Linked DNA regions of Homo sapiens: region 1 is linked to region 2. The links are chromatin loops, found by intact Hi-C in ENCODE. Cell type or tissue: CD4-positive, alpha-beta T cell. All regions are shown on one strand. Links, peaks and the distances in the headings refer to the core of each region. The heading gives the core; the rest is flanking DNA.

Region 1 (10,200 bases), core at 1-8,000, 62 kb after region 2:
AACAGCATCTTGTCATTTCTAGATGTTTCTACTTTGGTTGACTCTTTAATTTTTCTGCAGTTAAAAGCCTTAAAACAGCAAGGAAGCAGGGGACAGGAGGGGAGCCCAGATCTCTCCCAAAGAAAAGGAGAAAGACTGAATCCTTGAGGCCTGCCGTACAAAGGAGTGGTGGGTTGGAGGAGGGTAGGCAGAGACTAGGGTGGTCTGGGACTTTAAGTACAAGGCCCCGTGGATTTCATTGGGGGGCAAGCCATGTGCAACAGGGAAGCTCAGGAACCGGGGGGTTTCGCACAGAGGTCTGGTGCTGTGAGGTACAGGGAAAGAATTAGTGGATCTGGACCAGTGGAACATTGGTTTAGTGTAATCTCTGATTTGTGTTGAGTGAATTTGAGTATAGTCCAACCACCACCCCCCTACCCCAACTAAACCATGTGCCCCTCAGGAGCTGGGACTCTTCTATTTTCTATTCCTTATAGCAGGCTCAGTGCCTGACACACTACGTTGAATTTTATTTTAAACATTTCATTTACATTAAATGGTATATTTGCAAGTTCATTCTTCCAGACCTCAGTTTATTCTTTTATCTAGTCATTTTAAAGGGATTCTCTCAGACCCTCCACTAGCTAAGAGAACCGAACTTTTCTTCCAGAATTGTCAGGAAATGGGACTTACTGACTTAGTGAGCTACTTATTTTATCTAGAATTAACTGTGTCTAATAAAATATATATGCACTTTGGGAATGGATGAGGTGCTACACAAATGAAAGATGGTATTATTCATCATACAGTGTTTTTGATTATAATAGATTATTCTCTGCCAAAACCCAGAAGGGCCAAGTCGAGGTAGGTTGCTGAAAGGGGAGGAAGTCTAAATAGCAGAATCAGACTTTTCCATAAGTTTGCAGTGGCGTATGGACAACACTCAGGCAACCAGCCCTCGGCACAGCAACAGGGGACCCACCTCCTAAGTTGGGGCTGAGTAAAGACATATTCCCGGGGCAAGGCTTTGCCAAGGCAGGCCTCTTCTGAAACATAAGTCCCATCTTTCTCCCGGCCCCGCCACCCCACCTCAGATGTGCTGTCTAGAAGCTGCACATCTGGGGCCGTTCAAACTCCTGGCTCGAATCACTGGAATCATCTGAGCAGGATAATTTTACATTAATGATTAAAAATTGCTCTTCTAGATATAGCCTTGCCTCAGGGTAGCCATTAAGAACATTACTTCGTAATTTAAGAAGCTCAATGTAGGGCGCTTTGGGCATTTGCAAAGAGGGAACTGTACTCATATCTTGATAAATTGCAAAATGTCTCCCACCATCTTCTTGTTCTGTATCTCCTCTTCTGCCTTCTGCCATTGCACTCTCTGGCATATAATCCTTTTAAAGAATAAGAACAAAAACAAAAAAAAAAGGAAGATAATGAAAAGCCTATTGTTTCTTAGTGTCCGCTGATGTTAAACACGCACACGCATGCACAATTATGAATTTTGTGTATTTCTTCCGGGGGATGGAGCCATAAAGGGTTACACTTTGGTATGTGATTTTGGAGCCTACACTTGAAATGGGAATTTGAATGTAGTTGAACAGACTTTTAACATTGCCCCGAGAAGAATGATACTGGCATTTGCTTGTCTGCGGTGTCACACCCCGGAGTGTGGAGGATCCTCACCGGCTCTGTGACTCACCCTGGAAGTTGCACCTTTCTCGGGGGGCAGGGTGGGGAGTTACTTTTTATAAGTAAACCCCAGAGAGCAGTGTTTCCGTATCAATCAGTTTCTCAACAAGTTTGAGAGCAGATTGTGCCTCAATCCCTATCGTTGGGGATGCTCTCCAAGCTCTCCGGGGTGCCGCCAAGCCAGGATCTCCCATTCTGATGCATCCTGGGTCTCCTCTTCCCTTGCCCCTCTTCCTTGTTCTCCACTCTGAGCCAGCTAGACAGGTGAAGCAGAGAACCTGTCTAGTCCAAACTCCTTATTTTACAGATCAGGAGCGTGAGGCCCAGAGAGGGATTGCCCTTACCCCATCCTGCATCCCCTCTCCTCCTCTTCTGCCTTCACCCCAATACCTTCCAGCGTGAATGATGCCCACCCTGTCTCTCTTCTAGCCCCGCATCCTGCATTACTCTTTTCACAATATTTTTGAGTAAGTGGCCTGCTGCAATCTTATATTTGGCATGGCAAAGGCAGACCCCTTTCCCTCCCTCCAGACCCCCAGCTCAGCCACTGTGAGTGCTGTAAGGCCAGTCCCCACCTGTGTCCTTCTATTCATCACAAACTAAGCACATGCTACTTTATCTTTTATCTCCTCGTGTCCACAAAACAGGCCACAACCAAGGTCATGCTGCCAAACAGATCTGGGAGAATGGTAATTGACAATTCACGCTAAAAATTGTGTTGAACAAAAATTCTCTTCTATTAGAAAAATGACAGGAGAGACAACTTTGCCATTATGTTGCTTTCTCCTCAATCGGGACACACAAAAAATCTCAATAAAAATGTTATATCAAAGGCTCGCAAACATCATTCAAATCTTCCCTAACCCATTGCTTTCATTTGAAAAACGAGCATTTCATTAAAGACACTTGACAGGATGTTAATTTGTTGTGGGAATCTGTCAGTGTCCAAACAAATACTTGCATGTTTTGTGCAGATGAGGTAACCGCTTGTAGAATGGCAAAACCAGAAGGCATTTGGGTGACCTGCTTTGGCCTTTTGACTTTACAGAAGAAGAAACTGTTGCCTGGTGAGAGAAAGAGACTTGCCCAGGGCCACTCACTGGTAGTAGAACTGGGACTAGAACGAGAGCCTCCCAACCCCCAGGCAGGGCCCTTCCTTCTCACAATGGCAGAACCACAAGATATTGACAATGGAAAGGATCTTGGAGGTCTCCCTAACACTTCTAAATACTGAAAGGTTGGACCAACCACATCAAGAGAGAGCCAACTACGCTGAAGAACGTGTCATCACCTCCTGAGAGCTGCCTGAATTGGAGGCGCAGGTCCCAGGAAGTAGTGACTCCTCTTCAGAAGCTGGGTCTGCAAGCCTGTGCAAATGTGAGGTTTCCGGTTCCCTCCCTCCTCTGGTGGAAGCTGCTAGAGGGCAGACACTACGTATCTCGATTCTTTGCTGTCACCTTTCAGCTGTCAGCTCTGATGTTTCTTCATCCAACGGGTGCTGATGGAAGCTCCCCAGCTGCTGGGTCAGTCGCCAGCCATCTGAGGTGTCGACAGAGAAAGAGAAAGACCAGGAAACCATTTCTAACATAGTTGGCCCAGAGCAGAGAGTGAATCACCAGAAACAGACTGGAAGAGGCTATAAAACGAAAATAAAACAGGATGGTAATTTATGATGAGCAGTAAAAAGGCCTGGGACGCTGAACAGCTAGTGAAGGTTCATTTCCCTCTACTCTGTGGATCTTTAACCATGCTGAGCATTTCCCTGTCCAGCCTGGCAGCCCCTAAAATTTGGAAAGCCCTCTGTCCCCCACATCAAGGTGAGAAAGTAAGGCTGTCTTGACAGCCCTTGGTATACTGGTTCTCCTCTGCAAAAGCACCTGCCCACAGGGCCCCAAAACCCTTACGATAAAATCCATTTCCATTGTGCAACACCATATAGATGGTGAGGCACATTCCCACCCATTATCTCATTTGATCCTTACAGAAACTCTGGGAGGGGACTTCGTTTTTTTTTTTTTTTAAGAGACGGAGGCTTGCTCTGTCGTTAAGCTGGAGTGCAGTGGTACCATCTTGGCTCACTGCAACCTCCGCCTCCCAGGTTCAAGTAATTCCCCTGCCTCAGCCTCCTGAATAGCTGGGACTACAGGTGTGTGCCACCACACCTGGCTAATTTTGGGAAGGGCCTTTTATGAAGACATAAGGGTACTGAAAATCACTCACAGCAAATCAAAGACCCAAGACCTGACAAACCCCAGACCTGGACTCAGGACGACCCAACAACCTATTTCAAGATCAAAGTCTTTCTCAAACCTGCCCCATGAGCCTTGCTAGGAGCAGAAGACTTTGAAATTTAAGATATTAAGTGTAGGCTGTTCCCCTACTTCTACACTCCTCCCATCCACGAAGCCCCAAAGGCTGGAGCCCAGGTCCAGGACAAAGGGCACCCACAAAGAGCCTAAAGAGCCTCAAGGTGGAGTGAGCCAACTTGAGAGGGAGGCCAGCAAACCTCTCTGATGTCAGAGCCTTCAGGCAGTGATTAGGGCAGGCTACCTCTCTGCCTCTCCCTGGCCCTATCAGGGTGGTCACCCATGAGTCACTGAAGTTTATGGAGCCCATGGGCTGTCCCTGCTCTGAGGAGCCCAGCTGGGTCTCCACAAGGCCTGGCCAGGTATCCCAAAGGGCTAAGCCAGCCTCTTCCCCACTTACTGGTGGGTGTGAATTGCTCCTAGCTGCCTGTACCTGTCGACCTCTCGTCCTGTGCAGGGGGGGTGGTGTGTGCCCTCAAGCTCCCAATCTACAAAGTTCAAAAGTGAGGGCATGCAGCAACTGGTGAGAGGGCATCCTTCCAAGCTGGGTTTAGAAGGTGTCTGAATGAGGAGGGAGGTGCCTGGAAGCAGAGCGGCTCTGGACACCCTCACATTCGTGTGGCTGTTTCTTGGGTTGACCTGGGGGTCTTCCTATGGGACTGTCCCTCTGTAGTATGGTGGAGTAGGAGGGAAGAGGGCCAGAGCTGAGAGCTCTGGGGTGGAGTCCAGTGCCAGTCCTACCACTGACTCATCATGTGAGTCACCTCTCTTGAGACCCAGTCACCTCTACTTGTCCATTTTATAGTACCCTTGGAAAGTTCCCATGAGTTAATGGGTATGGAAGGACCTGGTAAATAAATCAAGTGCCCCTGAGTTGTAGGGTGCTATAACTATCATTAGCTGAGCAAGGAGGTTACCAACAGCCCCATCCCATTCCTGATGCATCTTGGGGCTATTTATGGCGAGTCCCCAGGCCTGCTACCGCCATCGTGTCCTCAGCACATCAGGGCTTGCTTGTTCACATACCCCTCCCTGTGTACAAGCCTGAAACTCAGGGAAAGCAAATGCAACTCCACATCAGGCCAAGGTAGAGGACCCGAGGGTCACTGATCCCGAATATTCCCAAGCCCACTCCCTACCCCCACAGACATCCTTTCTTTTTAATCATCCTCTCCCCATGATTCCTCAGAGGAAGGAGGAGGCCACCCAGCTCAGAGCCCTGTTCTGCTCTCTGCTCATCTACCTGAAGCTCAAACTGTCCTGATCTCCATGCTTTTCAAGAACAGGTGTCAGCAAAGACCTCAGGCATCCTCAGCAGAAGGCCTGAGAGCTATGGTCTCTAATTGAGGCTGTTCACCGGACGCTGACTTACCGGTCTGAAGACCTCAAGACCCAGAAGACCACTTCTGGTTACTAGGCTGGGCAGCAGCTGCCCTAAGCCTCTCTTTGGTATTAATTTCCTAATCTGCCCCAAGAACCCCAGGTTCTTCTTAGGACAGTTTCTGCTGGCTGTTCCCTTTTATTTAACCCAGAGTACCCCTTGGGTCACTTGATACTTGAGAGGAGAATTCTTTGTTAAGCTAGAGCACAGATTTCAAAAGTGATTTTTCAGGGGCGTGGATGCCACCACCAGGATCTTAGGGGATGGCCTCCCCTTGCTCCCCAAATGCCCAAATTCTGAACTCTTGGGTGTCCAACCCCACCCAGCCAGTCCCCAAAAACTGCTTCTCCTTCCTCTCTCTTGCTCCGCAACACCTCCTGGCCCCAACAACGCCACTATTCCTTGAGTGGTTTGACATAAGTGAAGTAACAGGTATAAAACTGAGTTTTGAAGTAATTGACGCAAGAATTTGGACTCTGGAGAACTTCCCAGAGGAATGAAAATCAGCAACGTGGTGGCCTATTTGGAAAAGACCTGCCATGATGAACAAACCCTAACAATGCTAAGCAGGTCTGTCTGCTCCTTCCAATTCCTTTTTTTTTTTTTACATCTATTGTGCACTTTATTTCTATTATTACTACATTGTAATACATAATGAAATAATTACACAAGTCATCATAATGTAGAATCAATGGGAGTCCTGAGCTTGTTTTTCTGCAACTAGATGGTCCCATCGTGAAGAGATAGGAGACAATGACATATCATCAGGCATTAGAGTCTCATAAGGAGCATGTGACCTAGATCCCTTGAACATGCATTTCACAATAGGATTTTCACTCCTATGAGAATCTAATGCCTTTGCTGATCTGACAGGAGGCAGAGCTCAGGTGATAATGTGAGCAACGGGGAGTGGCTGGAAATACAGACGAAGCTTCACTCGCTTGCCTGCCACTCACCTCTTGCTGTGCAGCCTGGTTCCTAATAGGTCATGGACCTGTCCATGGTTTGCAGGCTGGGGACCCCTGCAAGGATCCAGATTTAAATTCAGAAGAAGCTTCATCTACTTCTGTAGTTCCATTTTCTTGCAATACCTGCTGCAGCAAACTTGAACATTGCAGGATTTTCTCAAGCCGCTCAATTTGGTCATCTTGCTTTTTAATAGTTTTTCTTATCACGGCATTTTCTACTTCAAGCCTTATTTTGTGTGCTGCTTCACATTGTATTTTTGTGCATGGCCTTCCGTCTCCATAGTACATCTTATAGTTGCTGTAAGTTGATCCTGTATTTCTTGAAAATTTTATTCTTAGCCTCAATTGCATAATCTTCTGCAGTCTTTCCATATGCATCTCGAGAAAACACATCAGTATTGTGCTGCAGAAGAAGAACGACTATATCTTTTTCTCCAAGATTAACAGCAAGTATGAGGGCTGATCTGCTAAGATAATCAATTGCATTTACATTTGTGTTTTTCTTTAATAAAACTTCCACCATTTTCAGTTTTCTTTGACTCACAGCAAGTAAAAGTGGTTGATATTCATATGAAGGACATTTTCCGGGGTGTCCATGGCCAGAGGACGCTGGCCGGCAGCGGTCAAACTTGAACCGCAAACTAGAAGCCACCGCCAATTCGAATCCCAATTCCTTTTTAAAAACACTATCAAAGAATGTGTGACAGAGAATCCACCCAGACTTGATGATCTGCACCTCTTCAGGGTAGCTGTGCCATAGAAACTGGCAAACTGCTGGCCAGGCGCGGTGGCTCATGCCTGTAATCCTAACACTTTGGGAGGCCGAGGCGGGCAGATCACCTGAGGTCAGGAGTTACAGACCAGCCTGGCCAACATGGTGAAACCCTGTCTCTACTAAAAATACAAAAATTAGCCGGGCATGGTGGTGCATGCCTATAATCCCAGCTACTCAGGAGGCTGAGGCAGGAGAATCACTTGAACCCAGGTGGCAGAGGTTGCAGTGAGCTGAAATTGAGCCATTGCACTCCAGCCTGGGCTACAGAGCGAGACTCCGTGTCAAACAAAACAAAACAAAACTAAACTAAACTAAACTAAACTAAACCTGCAAACTGCTTCTTGGTCTTGGTCTGGGCGTATTCTCCCAAATTCGCTAAAGGAAAGGATAGAAGTTTCTGTGGCCCAGAGCCCAGAACTGAGCATCCTGGAGCCCCTGCCAGAGGGTGCTGGCATCCTGCTAAGCATTCTTCTCCACCCTCCTCCCCAAAGTTCTGCAAAGGAGACCTCATCCAGGTGCTCCCCATGCTGGCTGTGGGCGCCAGGCTGATGGCCCTCCAGAACGGTGCCTTTGGAGGTTTACTGAGGCTGAGTGAAGCCAGAGTTAGTTCCCATCACTTGTGTCGACATGGATAGTTGGACTGCTGCCCTTGCTTAGGGGCCTTTCATTCTTCACTGGAATCCAAGTTACACTTCCGCTTCTTCGCTAGTTGGCTGCTGCATATCTAAGCTGCTCAGAGTCCGGCCACGGCAGTTCGTCCTGCACTTGCCAGGTGTTTGTAGCTCAAAGGCACCATGCTTGGCTCAGGGGGCTCCCACTCCCAGTACTTATGGAGCCCCAAGAAAGGAATGGCTAGGAATCCCACCCACAATGCTCCTGTAAGGCCAAGATAGAAAAGGCTGCCTTCAGGTGAGCCAGCTCGCCAGTCCTAGAATGAAGGCAGAATTCAGCCTAGGCCAATCTGAAGGCAGTTCTTTTTTTTTCTTTGAGACGGAGTCTCACACTCTGTCACCCTAGCTGGAGTGCAGTGGTGCTATCTCGGCTCACTGCAACCTCTGCCTCCTGGGTTCAAGCAATTCTCCTGCCTCAGCCTCCCATGATGGTGATTCTTAATTAGCAGGGCCTGAAGTAATGAGTCTCTCTCCCTTCTTTAACAATGCAGGTGAGACGCTCCCAGGAGCACAGATCCCGATGGGGCTGTCTGGCTTTTCTCTTTGCAGAATGCATTTATCCCCTGCCCCTGTTCCCCTCAACCTCCCTCTGTTTATGTTCAGGCTGATGTTTCTATTGATGTATTGATCTCTGCTAGCTGAGGAACATTTCTGCTGAACACACTCACTTGCTCAGTGGGGGGGCCAGAGGGGCAGGCTCTGCAGGGGGTGCCAGGGACAGCAGCCTCAAGTCTGGCCTAGGGTGGGGAAGGGTGACATCTCTGCCTGGGACAGAGATGTTGATGGGAAACAGAGAAATGATTACTTGTAAAGACAAAAGTGGGCAAAGGGAAGAACTATGATCAACAGCTGTGGCCTCCCATGGATGCCCTGGGGCACGGGGCCTCGTGTGGCATGGAGACGGACTGGCCTGGAATCGTTTTACTCCACTTCACTTTTGAGTGGATGCAGATCAGTCTTCCCACCTGCATAGGGAAGCTTTTTTCTCCTTACTCTTCGTCCATGGTTAAGAGACTCAAAATAACATGGGAATGTGTATTAAAACCTGTAAACTGCCAAAGGAATCAATGTGAGCTAGGATGCCTTGTTGCCACTACCTGAGGACCTGTGAGGTTTTTAGCTGAGTGTGATCTTGAGAGCATAGTTCTCCCCTTAGCAGCTGAATTGTTTGAAATGCTTGTTTTCCGGTGCCGTAAAGAAATCGTACTTGAACATAAATTTATTTAGCAAGGCCATTTTTACTTCCTGGAGGAAGGGTACACTCGCCAGCAGTTTTGCCACGAGTACACCGAACGAAGGAGACAGGGTCATTCATAACCTGACGCGTCCACCCTACTGCTGTATCCGGTTTCCACTGGCTGGAACGGGACCTCACGTTCTGTATTTGTCCTGATTGGCTAGCAACTGAGAACTTTTTAAAAGAGGCAAAGGTAGAGGAGAATAAAGGAAGGAGGAAGTAACTTGTGTAATGCTGAGAAAGGTAAAAACACCTTCAAATAAGGAAGAGGAACAGGCTATGACCTAATGCTTGCTTGGACCAGTATAAGCAACCCAGGACAAATATTTAGGCTAAATTGTGGGAGCTAAGAACATAAAGTATATTGATTTCTTTATTACGGCTAGCAGATATTTAAGAATGTTAGCACAGGTCTTTGAATAAATTTTGCTTCTAAGAGAAGTTACTATTTATTCCTAATTAGACGGGGAGGAAAGTGTTTGATAGAGGAACCTTTACTTTTTACAGGGACCCAGACGGGTCTGCAGCGACAGGCTCACAAAGAGGGCCCATCTGCTGTCCAGAAGAGACATGCTTGTCTCAGCTCGACAAAGCAGTTCCATTGCCACGCTCTCACTGCTGGAGCTCCCCGCCCATCCTCCACCCAGTGGAATTTGGGGTGATCCGAGCAAATCTCTCATTTTTGCAAAATTCCATCAGGCATTTAACCAAAGGCAGATTCAGGCTGAGGGTAGGGGAGAGTGAGGGTAGGGGAGAGGGTAGGGGAGAGAGGGTAGGGGAGAGGGTAGGAGAGGGTAGGGGCACACAAAAGAGGGCAGCTTCCTTGTCTTTAATGTCATGCGCCTCCCTGTGAAGAGACCACCAAACAGGCTTTGTGTGAGCAATAAAGCTTTTTAATCACCTGGGTGCAGTTGGGCTGAGTCCGAAAAGAGTCAGCAAAGGATGATGGGATTTTCATTAGTTCTTCTAGGTTTGGAATAGGTGGTGGAGTTAGGAGCAATTTTTTGTGGGCAGGGGGTGGATCTTACAAAGTATATTCTCAAGGGTGGGGAGAATATTACCAAGCACCTTCCTAAGGGTCGGGGAGTATATTACAAAGTACCTTCTCAAGGGTGGGGAGGGTGTATTGTCACAAAGTCAATTGATCAGTTAGGGTGGGGCAGGAACAAATCACAGTGGTGGAATGTC
Region 2 (13,138 bases), core at 1,944-9,943:
CCCAGCTAGGATGGCAGCAGTGCAGCAAAGTGGTCAGATTTTGGGCACTTTTTTTTTTGAGATGGAATCTTGCTCTGTCCCCAGGCTGGAGTGCGGTGGCACGATCTCAGCTCACTGCAACCTCCGCCTCCCAGGTTCAAGTGATTCCCCTGCCTCAGCCTCCTGAGTAGCTGGGACTATAGGCACGCACCACCACGCCTGGCTAATTTTTTTGTGTGTTTTGGTAGAGATGGGGTTTCAACATGTTGGTCAGGATGGTCTTGATCTCCTGACCTCGTGATCCACCCACCTTGGCCTCCTAAAGTGCTGGGATTACAGGCGTGAGCCACCGTGCCCAGCCAGATTCGAGGAACTTTTTAAAAAATGGCTTTATTGAGATATAAATCACATAGCCTACAATTCACCCATTTAAAGTGTATAATCCAATGGTTTTTAGTATGTTTGCAGAGTGCAAGCATCACCACAATCAAATTTAGGGCATTTTCATCAGAAAGAAACCCCACAACCATCAGCGGTCATTCCCAATTTCTACTCCCCACCCCAACCCTGAAACCTTTCCTCTCCCTCACATCCTCTGGCCGCAGGCAATCACTGATCATTGAATACTTTCTGTCTTTGTACGTTTGCCCGATTCTGGACGTTCCCCCCTCTTATCTAACGGTAATTATATATCCTTTGATCAGCCTCCTCCCATTCCCTCTCCCCCAGGTCACCCCAGCCTCTGGTAACCAAACTCCACTTTCTATGTCTATGAGAATGACTTTTTAGATTCCACACATGAGAATCACGTGTCTTTCTGTGCCTGGTTTATTCCACTTAACATAGTGTTCTCCAGGTTCATCCATGCTGTCACAATGACAAGATTTCCTTCTTTTTTATGGCTGAATAGTACTCCACAGTGTGTATGTACCAATTTTCTGTATCAGTTCATCTGATGAAGGACATTTAGTTTGATTCCATGTCTTGGCTATTGTGAATAGTGCTGCAATAAATATTTGAGTGCAGATATTTTTTCAGCATGCTGATTTTATTTCCTCTGGGTACGTTCCCAGTAGTGAGATTGCTGGATCATATGGTAGTTCTATTTTTAATACGTTGAGGAACCTCCATACTGCTTTCCATAATGGCTGTTCTAATTTACATTTCCACCAACAGTGTGCTAGGGTTTCCTTTTCTCCACATCCTTGCCAACACTTGTTATCTTTTGTCTTTTTGATAATAGCCGTTCTCACAGGAGTAAGGTAATATCTCTTTGTGGTTTTGATAGGCAAAAGACCTGAATAGACATTTCTTAAAAGAAGACATCCAAATGACCAACGGGTATATGAAATCATGCTCAACATCACCAATCATGGGGAAAATGCACATCAAAACCACAATGAGACACATTTTAAAGATAGAGCCAGCAGGATTTCTGATGGGTCGAAGGTGCAGGATGAGGAAAGGAGAGGCACGTGTCCTGCTCCAACCCTGGACCAGCGGCTGGCTCTGGGCAGCTGGTCCCTGCTGTGACAATGGAGCTCTGGTTCCGCTACCTGCCCCCAGCCTGAGAGGTGCCCTGTGGAAGCTGAGGCAGGAGGAGGGACAGCTATGGAGCACCCAACAGGGACCAGATGGCAAGCTCACTTCCTGACTTTTCAAAGCCACTGCACTCTTTCACATCTGTCATTATTGTCTTTTACACCAAGGCTTCCAGGAAACCTTCCTGCTGCCTCGAACACAGTATTGGCTTCGCTACATGACTTTCTTTGCAAAAACACAGGAATTCCCTCAAGAAATTTACTTATCTGCTCTGTGGACCTGGGATGTCCTCTAGTTACTCTCACTTCCTGGGTGACTCGAGAATGTCCTTGGCAACCCCAAACACAACCTTTTTCCTCCAGGAGCATTTCCAAAGGCAGCTGCAAGACCAGGAGGCTTTGTCTCAAACTGAAAAATAAGCCGCCTTTAGCAGATTCTCAAAAAATGTTTGTTGATTGAATGAAAGAGGTGAATAGGGGTGAGGAGAGAAAGACAATTTCTGAGCTCCCTCTGAGTCCCTTCTCTTTGATTTGCTTTGAAGTTCCAGAATATCAGACATGTCCATGGTCCCATATAAGAGCAGGAAACTGTCCCAGGTCCAGGTGCTGAGGCTCAGCACCATTTTGGGTGGTCGTCCTTGTCCTGCCCCAACACAAGTGGGTCGTGGGGCAGCCAGTGGTCCCCCCTTGTCTGTCTCTCTGCTCGCACCCACCCACACCTGCCCCTCAGCCTGGCTCTCTGTCCCTTATGGGCCATGCTTTGTGGCCATTTGGTTCTCTGGTGGAACAGGGTCTGGCACCCCCATTTTTTGAGCTGGACGGAGTTCAGCTCCCAGTCCTCCCTCCCCTGAGGAGTCATATCCCAAGGAAGTTCCCTTTAGAATGCCCAAGACATCCCAAAGTGCTAAGGCCTAGATCAGAGATTGGCAAACTATGGCCCATGGGTCAAATCGGGGCCACTACGTATTTTTATATGGTCTGAGAGCTAAGAATGGGTTTACATCTTTAAATGGGTGAAAATGAATCAAGATAAGAATAATATTTTGTGACGTGAAATTATATGAATTTCAAATTTCGGCATCCATAAATAAAGTTTTCTTGGGACACAGCCGCACATTTGTTACGTATTGTCTCTGGCTGCATTCGCCCTGCATGCGCAGATTAGGCGGCTGTGATGCAGGCGGTGTGGTTGGCAGAGCTCAGTCACGTGCTATTCGGCCCTTTGTAGCACAAGCTTGGGGGCGCCTGGCCCAGAGCACGTGCGGCCCGTGGCACCTGCACCACCTGCTCCTAAGAGTGACTTGGGTTGTGGAAGTGAGTTCCTTAGACCCTTGAGGCATGAGTGTTTTCCCACCTGTAATCCTGCTTCCCGCTGAGGTCGGTCTGAGGGTTTGAGGATTTCATGAGATTGGCTTGTGCCATGAGTGGCCCCAGTGGCTCAGAGCGGTGCCTTTCGGTAGCTCATGCTGCAACCCCTGAGACTTGCCCTTAACAGGCAATGCTGCCCCCAGGCAGGTGGGCCCCTCTCCTGCATGAGAAGTCAAGTTACAGGGACCACGGCAGGTGAGGAGGGCAACCTGGCAAGGGAAATGGAGTCACATGGCTCATCCTAAGAGGCCAGTGACTGGAGATAGCTCCTTACCTTAGACGGGTGAGGAGACCCATCAGGGTGGGCCACTGCCCGGCCCAAGGGGCATGGAACACATGGTCCAAAGAGCACTGTCTTGGTCGGCCCAGGGGCCTTGGGCAAGTTCCTGCCCTCCCCTGGGTGTGTCCTCATTGGCGACTCGGCAGGGGTGGGCTTGCAGCCCCCACCTCCCCCAGTCTGAGGCCAAGTGGCCCTCACCAGCACTCTCCTCCCTGGCATCTTCATATCACCTCTCAGGCATTCATCAGCCCTAACCACCAGCCTCCAGGGCAGGGCCATCTGGGTGTGGCTGGGCCCAGGGGCCCTGGAACTGCTTGAACTCGTGGAGGCAAGGGGGTTGAATCCCTCCCTCTCACCTCCCACTGTGGCTTTATTAATTGTTTATATTGGAGTCTGTTAATTGGCAATAACCAGCATGCTGAAGTGTCTTTTAATCACCCCCTCTCAGGGCCCTGAGGCTGTGAAGAATTGGTGGATTCAATAAAGCAAGAAGGAATTAGCACCCCCCATCCTCTTCATTATCACAGTTAGATAAACTGCCAACACCTGTCATGCAAATGAGCAGGAAAGAAAACCCAGCCCCTCCTCCTGGCCCTGCCAGGAACTTCCCTGGGTGAGGTAAGATGCAGGCCAGGCTATGACAGGCATTGCACACACACACACACACACACACACACACACACTCACACACAGGCATACAGACCCACAGACTCACCTCCTGTGCCGTCCTGACCACACTCACTCACTCACTTAATAGGCGTTTCTTGAGCACCTACTATGTGCCTGGTGCTGAGGAAACTGCAGTTTATCAGGGGACCCAGACCCTAGAGGACAATGACAGAGGCCTCTACAGGGTGCTGTGGGGGCCAGAGGGACAAGGACTCTCTTTTTGGGATGCAGGGAAGGGAGTGAGGGGAGGTTCTGTTGTCCGTGCAAACCTACACCCTCGAGAAGAGTCCTAACATATTGCATAGTGCCCACTCCATCTGCGAAGGCACCTGAAGCTCCCTGACTCTGTCTGTAGGTGAAGAACCACCCCCAGAAGGCTCTGACACACCCACACTCTGGCAGTTACTGGAGGAGCTGTTGCTGGGCTTGGAGACAGGGCAGCCAGGAGAGCTTGCAACAGGCAGGGTTGGAGCTGCAGGTATGGCCTCGGGTTCGAGGGGCTGCGGCGGGAAGCTCTGGCCTGCTGGGTGCTGGTAGGAGGGCCCAGGCCCCTTGTCCTGAAGAATAGCCAGTGGCTCCCCATCACTAGCATCTCAGACTACATTGAAGTCCCTGCCACAGCTGAGTGGGCTCCGCCTCTCCACCAACTCTCCACTGTTCCCAGTGTTCCCATCACCTCCTGTAACACACACCTGAGCTCCAGCCACAGCCGGGCCTTTGCCACCCCACCCCTGGCTGCTCCCGTGCTGCCTCCTGCCCACCCAAATGTTTCCCATTCATCCTGCAAGGCCCTATTTGGTTTTTCTTTGTGGGGAGGGGTCAGTGAAGACAGTGGGTGGGACAGTAGTGGATACAGGATGGGGTCTGTTTCCTGTTCAGCTGTTAGATTGGGTTTGGACCTGATGAGAGGCAAGGGCCAGATGGTGAAGGGATTGTGAGAAGCTGAGGGACTCCATGAGCAGATGAGGGCTTTCAGATTCCGACAGGAGGGTTTACTCATCAATGTGACTATATATTTGTACCAAGAAATGGCTATGGCCACCAAGCTCCTTCTGCATCATAATTGTCTGCAGACCTGACTTGTCCTCCTGGTGGTAAGCTCCCTGGGGGCAGGGACTGAGCTTTATTTATTCCCAAGTCCCAAGCCAAAGTCCTGGGGTCTAACACCACAGAGGAGCTGACAGAGCAGGTTCCACAGCTCACCCATGTTACCCTGGCACCCAAGCAGGTTGGGAACCAACACTGACCCCTGGGTGAGGCCTTTCCCCAAAATGGGACTGCCCCCAGGAGGCCACCGTCTCCCTTTCTCGGCTCTAGCTCCTCTGGTGACCTCCTGTAGCTCCAGCAAAGTGGGAACATTACTGCACATCTGCGTAGAGGCTGAGGCAGGCACCTGGGAGGAAGAACAGAGGAGAGGTTGAGGGGCATCTCTCTGAGAGGCACCCACCCAGAGAGCAGCGTGGGGCCAGCCGGCTGGTGTACTGAGAACCTCTGACAAATGAGGGGCCAGGCCCCAGGCTTCCTGACTTTAAACTCCTGTTTCCTTGTCTGTCAAGCTGGGATCCTAAATCTGACCTCATAGCCTCCCACCTGCAGAATCCCCCAGTGGCCTCCATTGGAAGCTGAGCATCATCTGTAGGCATGCAAGACCCTGGGGGCCTGGCCCTGCTCCCCGTCTTCCTGCACCAGGCCCCCCACACTCCAGTCACGGGGAATTCCTTGCTGTTCCCTGAACGTGCCGCTCTCCCATACTCATCTTTGCCTTTCCCCCGTCTAGAACACTCTCTCCTATCTGGCAAATCCCGCTTGGCCTCCAGGACCCAGTTCTCTGACTTTCCTTCACACCCTGCACACTGCAGCTCTCCCTGCCTCTCATCGTCCCCTCTACATGGAACTTCTGAGGGGCCATGTCTCATTAGCCTCATGTCCGCAAGGCCTGTGTGGAGCAGGTGCACAGTACCTGTTTGCCAAGGGAGCGAGTGATGCTCTCTGGGGTCCCCTCCAGATACAGGATCCTGATGGAGTGGTCTGTGTGCAGGTGTGAGGGGGAGGTAAGAAGGTGGGGGAAGCTGTGTCCCTTAGGGCTGGCCTCAGGCTTTGGAGCTCCAATACCCCCTTCTCAGAAAAGCCCCAGTGCCCCATTGCCCCCAGACCCTTCTTATTGTGCCCCCACAGAGCTTGAGTTCAATAGGATTAGGCTGGACTGGGAGCAACAGGTGTGAACTCTGAATGAGTTAAACAAGATGAAACTGGATTTCTCTCTCATGTAAAAGTCCAGGTAAAGTCTCCCAGGGATGGCACCACAGCTCTGCCCTGTGCAGCCCTCAGCAAGCTAGGCCCTTTTTTTCTTAGTGGCCCCACGATGGCCTCCATCCCAGACCTCACCTCAGGTCACAGTTCCCGGCTTTTGACTGGGGGATCTCCCTACTCTTCTGAGACCACGTGGATTGAGCAGGGCTGATCTCACTCCTGGCTCCAGGTGGACTCCTGGCCCCAGCCTCACAAATTCATTAATGTCAGGGTTTTGGAGAGGTGCCCTCTTTCTGTGAGAGTTTTCTAGCTAGTAGAGTGAACACCTGGGGTTGCCAGGGGCCATCCCTGCCCCCATATGTGAAGCCAGCTCACAGAGGAGTCGGAACAGTCCTGTTGACAAGGCTTGAGCAGCGGGACCCAGCCGTATCTGGAGCTCCAAACTTTGTATTGACCTGGGCCAATACATCCACCCCCATCGTTTTATTTTTCTTTGTTTAATTTGAGTATAGTTCTGTAAAATTTGATTAATACGAAAGCTTAGAATGTCACCCCTCTGCGGATATTTGGATTTAAGTAAAAGAAACTCTGAGATGGAGACACATTGAAACCCCAAAGGAAGAAGCTAGTGAAAGGAGTGCATGAAAATGCAGAGAATAGGCCTGCCCTCTCCAGTGAGCCCTGCGCTGTCGGCTCCATTACCCTTGCTGGCTTCCCCCCAGCTCCCGGCCTCCTCTGTCTCTGCCCAGACCTCCCTCTGGACCCTGCAGCTATGTGCTATGCTCAGCTACCCGCTGGACATGTCTGCTGGGAGAGCCCACACACAGCCCACGTGCCACATCCAAAACCAAACTCATCTGCCCCACCCCTGTAGCCCACTGCCCTCTCCTCCCAGCCCAGTCCCCTCAGGGACACCCCTTACAGTTCTGTGTCCTTCACTTCCTGCCACCTTGGGCTGCTGTAATTCAGTGTGAGCGCCCTCACAGTCTCTCCCAACCTGCAGGCCTGCCCTCTCTCCGTCCACTCACAGCCCAGCTGCCAGGGCCTCATCCTAAAAGCATGCTGGTTTGGGATGGACTCTGTCATCCTGAGGCAGGCAGGGTGCTGTGATCTGGAGGAACTGTGCAGAACGCCCCAACAGGGGAGGCTGGGAACATGGGAAAAGCCTGGTGCATGGCTGCCTCTGAGCAAGAGAGGCCGTGAGTCCTGTCTCCTGCAGAGAGTGATGCCAATCCAGCTGTCATCTTGGGGACCTCCTGAGAGTAGATGGGTCCAGAGAGCTTGCCTCACCCTGCCTTGTTGGGCCCCACTGGGAACGGCTCTGGCCTTCCCAAGAGGCCTCAGCAAACTCAAAGCCCTTGGTCACAAGCTTCAGGTGCAGGCAGAGGTAAAGCTCAGGAAGTCCAGGATGAGGATACTCATCCCTCATTCAAGGACTTCTACTGATTTCTAAAAACCCTGCCCCTAAATGAAAAGCCATTAAATGAAGACATATTTTCATTAATTTTAGAGAAAAAATTACTGTGGTTGCTAACTAATGTCAAGGCATCTAATTTCTCACAGATAGAAAAACAGCAACTGAACATGGAAAACAAGTTTATATAAGTAATAAGTAGCAATATGAGATTAAGCACCACAGTTTGTAACTAAAATGTAATGTGATGAGGGTTTCTCTTTCTTGGGAAAGGAGTGGGTGGTGCCTGATGTCAAGATAGGAGGGGAAAGGGTTCAGTGTCTCTGAGGATCTGCTTTCAGGCAGGAGCTGTTGGGGGTCATGGTTATCTTGCATTGAAAAACAGAGAACAGAGAAGCGTAACTCCAGGGCAAAACCAAGGCTTAACAGAGAGCACTTCCACCAAACAGGTGGAAATGGCCGTGCAGGCAGCAGCCTGAGGAGCCCTGGAAGTCACTGCTCGCATCTCCGGCTCGGTGCCTGATAAAGCAAGGCAGTTTGGCCTGTCCAAACTTGGAACGCAATTCAGATGTATTCCGTGTGTTAACCTCTGCCGAGACACCGTAGAGCGCACTAAACAAGTGGCAATTAGGACTTTTCTCTGGAAGTGTCATGCCAGCCTCCAGGTGAAACCAGCCTCACTGGGAGCAGTTTAACTTTGTATTTTTAAAAATCATGTGAGCCAATAAATCCTCTCTACTGTTTAAGGCAGTATTTTCTGTTACTTGCAATTGAAATATGCACCTGCAGATTCCTCACCCGCAGGCCCTGCATCCATCTGCGGTTTGCCAATTGCCCATTGAAGGTGCAGTGAGGCTTGGATGCTTGTGTCTGTACTGACCATGTGCAGTCTTTTTTCCCCTGCCATTATTTCCTACGTAACACATATAACAACAATTGTATTAGGTATTATAAGTAATCTAGGGACGAATTAAAGCATACGGGAGGATGTGCATAGGTTATGTGCGAATACTATGCCATTTTATTTTTATTTTTTATTTTTTTGAGACTGAGTCTTGCTCTATTGCCCAGGTTGGAGTGCAATGGTGGCATCTTGGCTCACTGCAACCTCTGCCTCCCAGATTCAAGGGATTCTTGTGCCTCAGCCTCCCAAGTAGCTGGGATTACAGGCGCCCACCACCACACCCGGCTAATTTTTGTATTTTCAGTAGAGATGGGGTTTCGCCATGTTGCCCAGGCTGGTCTTGAACTCCTGACCTCAGGTGATCCACCCGCCTTGGCCTCCAAAAGTGCTGGGATTACAGGCATGAGTCACCTCGCCCTGCCATATGCCATTTTATATCAGAGACTTGGGTATCCTTGGAGTCTGGAATCCTCAGGGGTCCTGGAACCAATCCCTTGTGGATACCAAGAGATAAATTTATTTAATTCGTGGGTTTTGGGGTGAAAATGTTTTTATAATGAAAAAGAAGGTGGGAGGGGGAATTGTCAGAAAAGTGGTGTAACTTTTCGAAAGCCAATAGGGTGAAAAGTCGTCAACCGGGGAGCCTGAGGAAGGGTCTGTGTTTTCCCAGGACCGGAGGACTCCTTCCCAGCCCTGTTAGGAGGAATAGACATCTGTCCACCCTGGTGCCCACCAGACCGGGGGTGTGGGCAAGCCGATCCCTACGGTTGGGAAGGGTATCTGCTCTGGGAATCCAGGAGAAACAGAGCTGGGGGTGAAGCACTTGGGTTTCCCCACTGCCCTGCACGGGCGGGCCACGGCTCCCTTCCCCTCCTCATCCCTCACAGAGGCCCTAAAGAGGGAACAATCCCGTGAATGTGGTTGGACTCTGAGCGTTTATAAGATTCAAGCTGAGATATGGGACTATTATTCTGTAAGTTTGTGGGGAGGGGCAAATCTGATTCCCCTCAGCGCCCCTTCCCCCTGTGTGAAGCCTGCGGTTCTGGAGGCCCAGCGTCCCGGCCCCCACTTTACGGCAGTGAAGCTCCTCCCCCATTCTTGGTCACACTGTTTGGATAGGATTGGCTCTCCTCAGCCCAGGAGCGGGGCCTGGGTATTTGCAGCCAATCAAGGAAGCTCCTCAGTCACAGGATTTGGTCCAAATTGGGGACAGGACCCATTCAAGCCAATGAGACACAAGGAAATTGGTGTTGGGGGACTCCGGGGGAAAGGAGCCCCTTTGTTTTTCGGAGCTTTACCGGCAGAGCTGTGCTCGCTGCCGCTGGACTGGAAGGAGGGAGCATATGCCTGTAGCTCCACGAATGCTGACAGCCATCAGCGGGCGGAGCGGGCAGTGTTAGGATAATGCTGACGCCATGGAAGACAGAGAAGATAGATGGGAGTAGGGTCTCCAGTGACACCACTGGGTTGCTGGAGCCAGCCTCACCTGAAGCAGTTTAACTTTGCATTAAAAACAACAACAACAACAACAAAAACATGCCAGCCAATACATCCTGTCTACTGTTTAAGGCAGTATTTTCTGTTACTTGCAATTGAAATATTCCTTCCTGACAATGCCGGTCTCTGCTCCAGTATTGAGGGTAACACCCATGTGGATCAGAAAGAAGGGGCCCCGACACAGGGCAACAGGCAAGGTTACTGATGGCAGAGGGCTGCTGGGCACTTCCCATGCAGGGCTTCGGATCGATGATGGCATCTGATTCATGATGGACATCTCAGACTGTCGGCTGCTTCGTGACTCAGGGTCAGGCATTCAGTCTCCCTACAGCCCATGGTGAGACCCGTTTCCTCAAAGAAGAGTTACTCATTCAGAAGCTCCAGAGACTCCACTGGGAATTTGCGACTGGGGGCTTGTCTCTGGTGAACTCCAAACAGCATTGTGCCCCACCCTGGACATTAAACACCACCACTAGGAAAGGCTGAGGACAAAGGGTCCTGGGCCACAGCTGAGACCCCCTGTAGAGCCTGGCTTTGCTTGGGGCCCCACTCAAAGCTGGATGTTTTCAGGTTGTTTAGAAACCCCTTTTAAGTTGGTAAAAAGAATTGATCTTAAGGCTGCCTTCAAAATCCAAAGAAGTCATGGAGCATTGTGCCTCCTTTTAAGTTCTTCATTTGAAGAGAACTTTCCAACATGTCTCAGACCACTGCACCTGCAGGATCCTCTCTGAGGTGCCAGGGCCTGAGTCACAGCCCAGTCTCTGTCACATGTGCATCTTAACAAGACATCGAGGACACCTGTGACTTCCTTCCAGTTGGACACTATTAGTGTTGTGCGATCAATACAAAGTACGGGCCCATTGGCAGGATGATGCCCGTTGGGATGAGGAGCTGGTCCAGGCTGTGGGAAGAACCAGAAAGCCAGAATTTCCTGAGGCAGAGCTGTACCATTCTGTTCCTCTCTCTGCCAGGGGCAAGCAAACTGCTTCAAGTGTTTTCTGTTTGTCAGGTGGAGTACATTCCATTTTCCAGATCAGCAACTGAATGCCAAGCACAGGGCTGAATTAATTTGCTCTACCAAGGAGCCCACATCTGGAACAGCAACTGCAAATGGAGTGGCCACCCAATTAAGTGTACAACATGCCACTGCTGTTTGCTAAAACCTGGCTATTTTTGACACTAGCCAATCTGGGATAGAAAGGAGATATCGTCAGTATTGTCCCAACTACATCTTTCTGGTGTTGGGTGGTGACACTCAGCCTCGCAGTCCCCTGGGGTTGCAGTGTTGCTTTTGGTTTACTGTATTCATGGGTAGAAGGAGCTCAAGCGACTTCCTCCTGGCCCTTCCTATCACTAAGGCCTTAGTCTTCTGATCAAGAAGCTGATGTGGGTTTTCTCTCCTATAAAGACCTCTATTTCCTTTCAGGAACTTGAGAAGTCATTGCTGGAGGGGGTTGAAGTCCCACTGACCTACTGTAGGGAAGATTCAGGTGGGAACAGTTATCCCTGAGCTCCCAAAGTGCCAGTCTGCCCTAGAGACCACAGTGGCATTCCTGTTCCCAGGAGTTAGAGCTAGCTCAGATAATCCCCTAATCACCCATTCCTCCTGTGATCATGTCTTAGTTCATTTGTGTTGCTATAAAGGAATACCCGAGGCTGGGTAATTTATAAAGAAAAGAGGTTTATTTGTCTCATGATTCTACAGGCTGTAGAAGAAGCATGACGCCAGCATCTGCTCCTGGTTAGGGCTTCAGGAAGCTTCTGCGTATGACAGAAGGCAAAGGGGAGCCAGCTGCAGAGATCACAGGTCAGGAAGCCAGAGAGAGGGAAGAGAGGTGCCAGGCTCTTTTAACGATCAGTTCTCTTGGGAACTAATAGAGTAAGAAAGCACTCACCATGAAGACGGCACCAAGACCTTCATGAGGGGTCCACTTCCATGACCCAAACACCTCTCCCGAGATCCTACCTCCAACATTGGGGATGAAATTTCAACATGAGATTTGGAGAGGACAAATATCCAAACCATGTCAACTTAGTAACCCAGGTAAAGGGCAGCAGCTGTGTTTGGAGGAAGCTCACGGAAGATTTATCATGTCCCGTGTGTGCTGCTATAACAGGTTCTAGCTCAAAGGCCCTGTCTGCCCCTGCATTTGAGAAGCTCTGGGTCTGAACCAACCCTGGACTGGGAATTCCATCTCAGTTACAGGTACTCAAGCAAGCCCTTCATTCACCAAACCTGGAAGATTTTGGTTATAGAATCAAGACCTCAATGGGCTACTTGCTCATTTCATCCCTTCACTGATCAAGGGATGTCTTGATCAATTACCCATACCCAGGGATCACTGCTTTCGGAGTGATTCCCTTAGAACCCATTCCCTGCCTCCTTTTTAGGGGATGGCCATGACCACTATTTTCACATAGTTACTTAACCTGGGCTAGGCCACTAAAGCTCCTCCCACCCACTCTAAGATTAGAAATCCCATTGTAACAGCAGCACTTCTGCTATAATTTCTAACTATTGAGAGTGGGTAACTGAGCCCATTTTACAGATTTGGGAAGGGTTGATATGGAGTTTTATTGGCACTGACCACCAATAAATGGTTATGCATGGCCATGACAATGTGCCTCTCACATCACCTTTTGCGGTGCATGTAATTGACTGCTGGCCCCAGCGGCTGCACTCTGACTCCTCCACTGTGTTTGTACCAACACCACCTGCCCAGGCCTACCTGTGCCCTACAGGGATGCCAGGCAGGCCCAATCCTGTGAGATGCGGGGCTCCTCTTACAGGTGACTGTGGCTCAAGGACTTCCCATCAGCCTTGCGGAAACTTTCTCAGAGCTGCCCAACCACCTGAAACTCTCCTGACCCAGCCTTCCTTCCTTCCTTTGGTCCTTCCCAGTGGTCAGACCTGTGGTGCCATGAGGGCTCTGCCTACTGCCTCCGCCTTTCTCCCCATTTTCCTTTGCAGGAATTTTCTAATCCCTTCTTGGTGTCTGCATCCTGGAGGACCCAAACTAACACATTTCATACCTTAAGTTGGATAAGAGGTTCGTAGATGTTTGTTACATTATTCTTTATATCTTTTGTAAATCTGAAATATGCTATTAATTTTTTGATAATGAAAAGACAATATTATTACCCTTTTTCACTGAGAGCATTCTCAAGGGAAGGAGGAAGGGAGAGGCTCCTGGAATGGATGTGAATTGAGAGATCGAGTCAGCATTCCTCTCTCT

Evidence for each region. Hi-C counts contacts between places; a loop is a spot of excess contacts. Peaks named below come from ENCODE experiments on the same cell type or tissue, not always from the same donor. Only the 100,000 strongest peaks of a DNase experiment are listed, where the experiment ranks them.
Region 1: it touches region 2 in a loop (1.9-fold over the local background); 2 of 110 quality-filtered maps call a loop at or near these places.

What each region holds. Positions count from the first base shown.
Region 1 is chr6:33,879,866-33,890,065 of GRCh38, reverse strand. LINC01016 (long intergenic non-protein coding RNA 1016) reads left to right here. Exons shown (of 3, transcript NR_038989.1): 3 at 1-555. It also overlaps a transcript of LOC105375027 not described here. Among named protein-coding and RNA genes, the nearest start is that of LINC01016, 12 kb to the left of the region's middle. In CD4-positive, alpha-beta T cell, for the core only: no CTCF peak of the experiment used is centred there; a DNase peak (open chromatin) is centred at 3,045.
Region 2 is chr6:33,941,304-33,954,441 of GRCh38, reverse strand. No RefSeq gene overlaps it. Among named protein-coding and RNA genes, the nearest start is that of MIR7159, 49 kb to the right of the region's middle. RefSeq lists an enhancer at 1-14. In CD4-positive, alpha-beta T cell, for the core only: no CTCF peak of the experiment used is centred there; no DNase peak of the experiment used is centred there.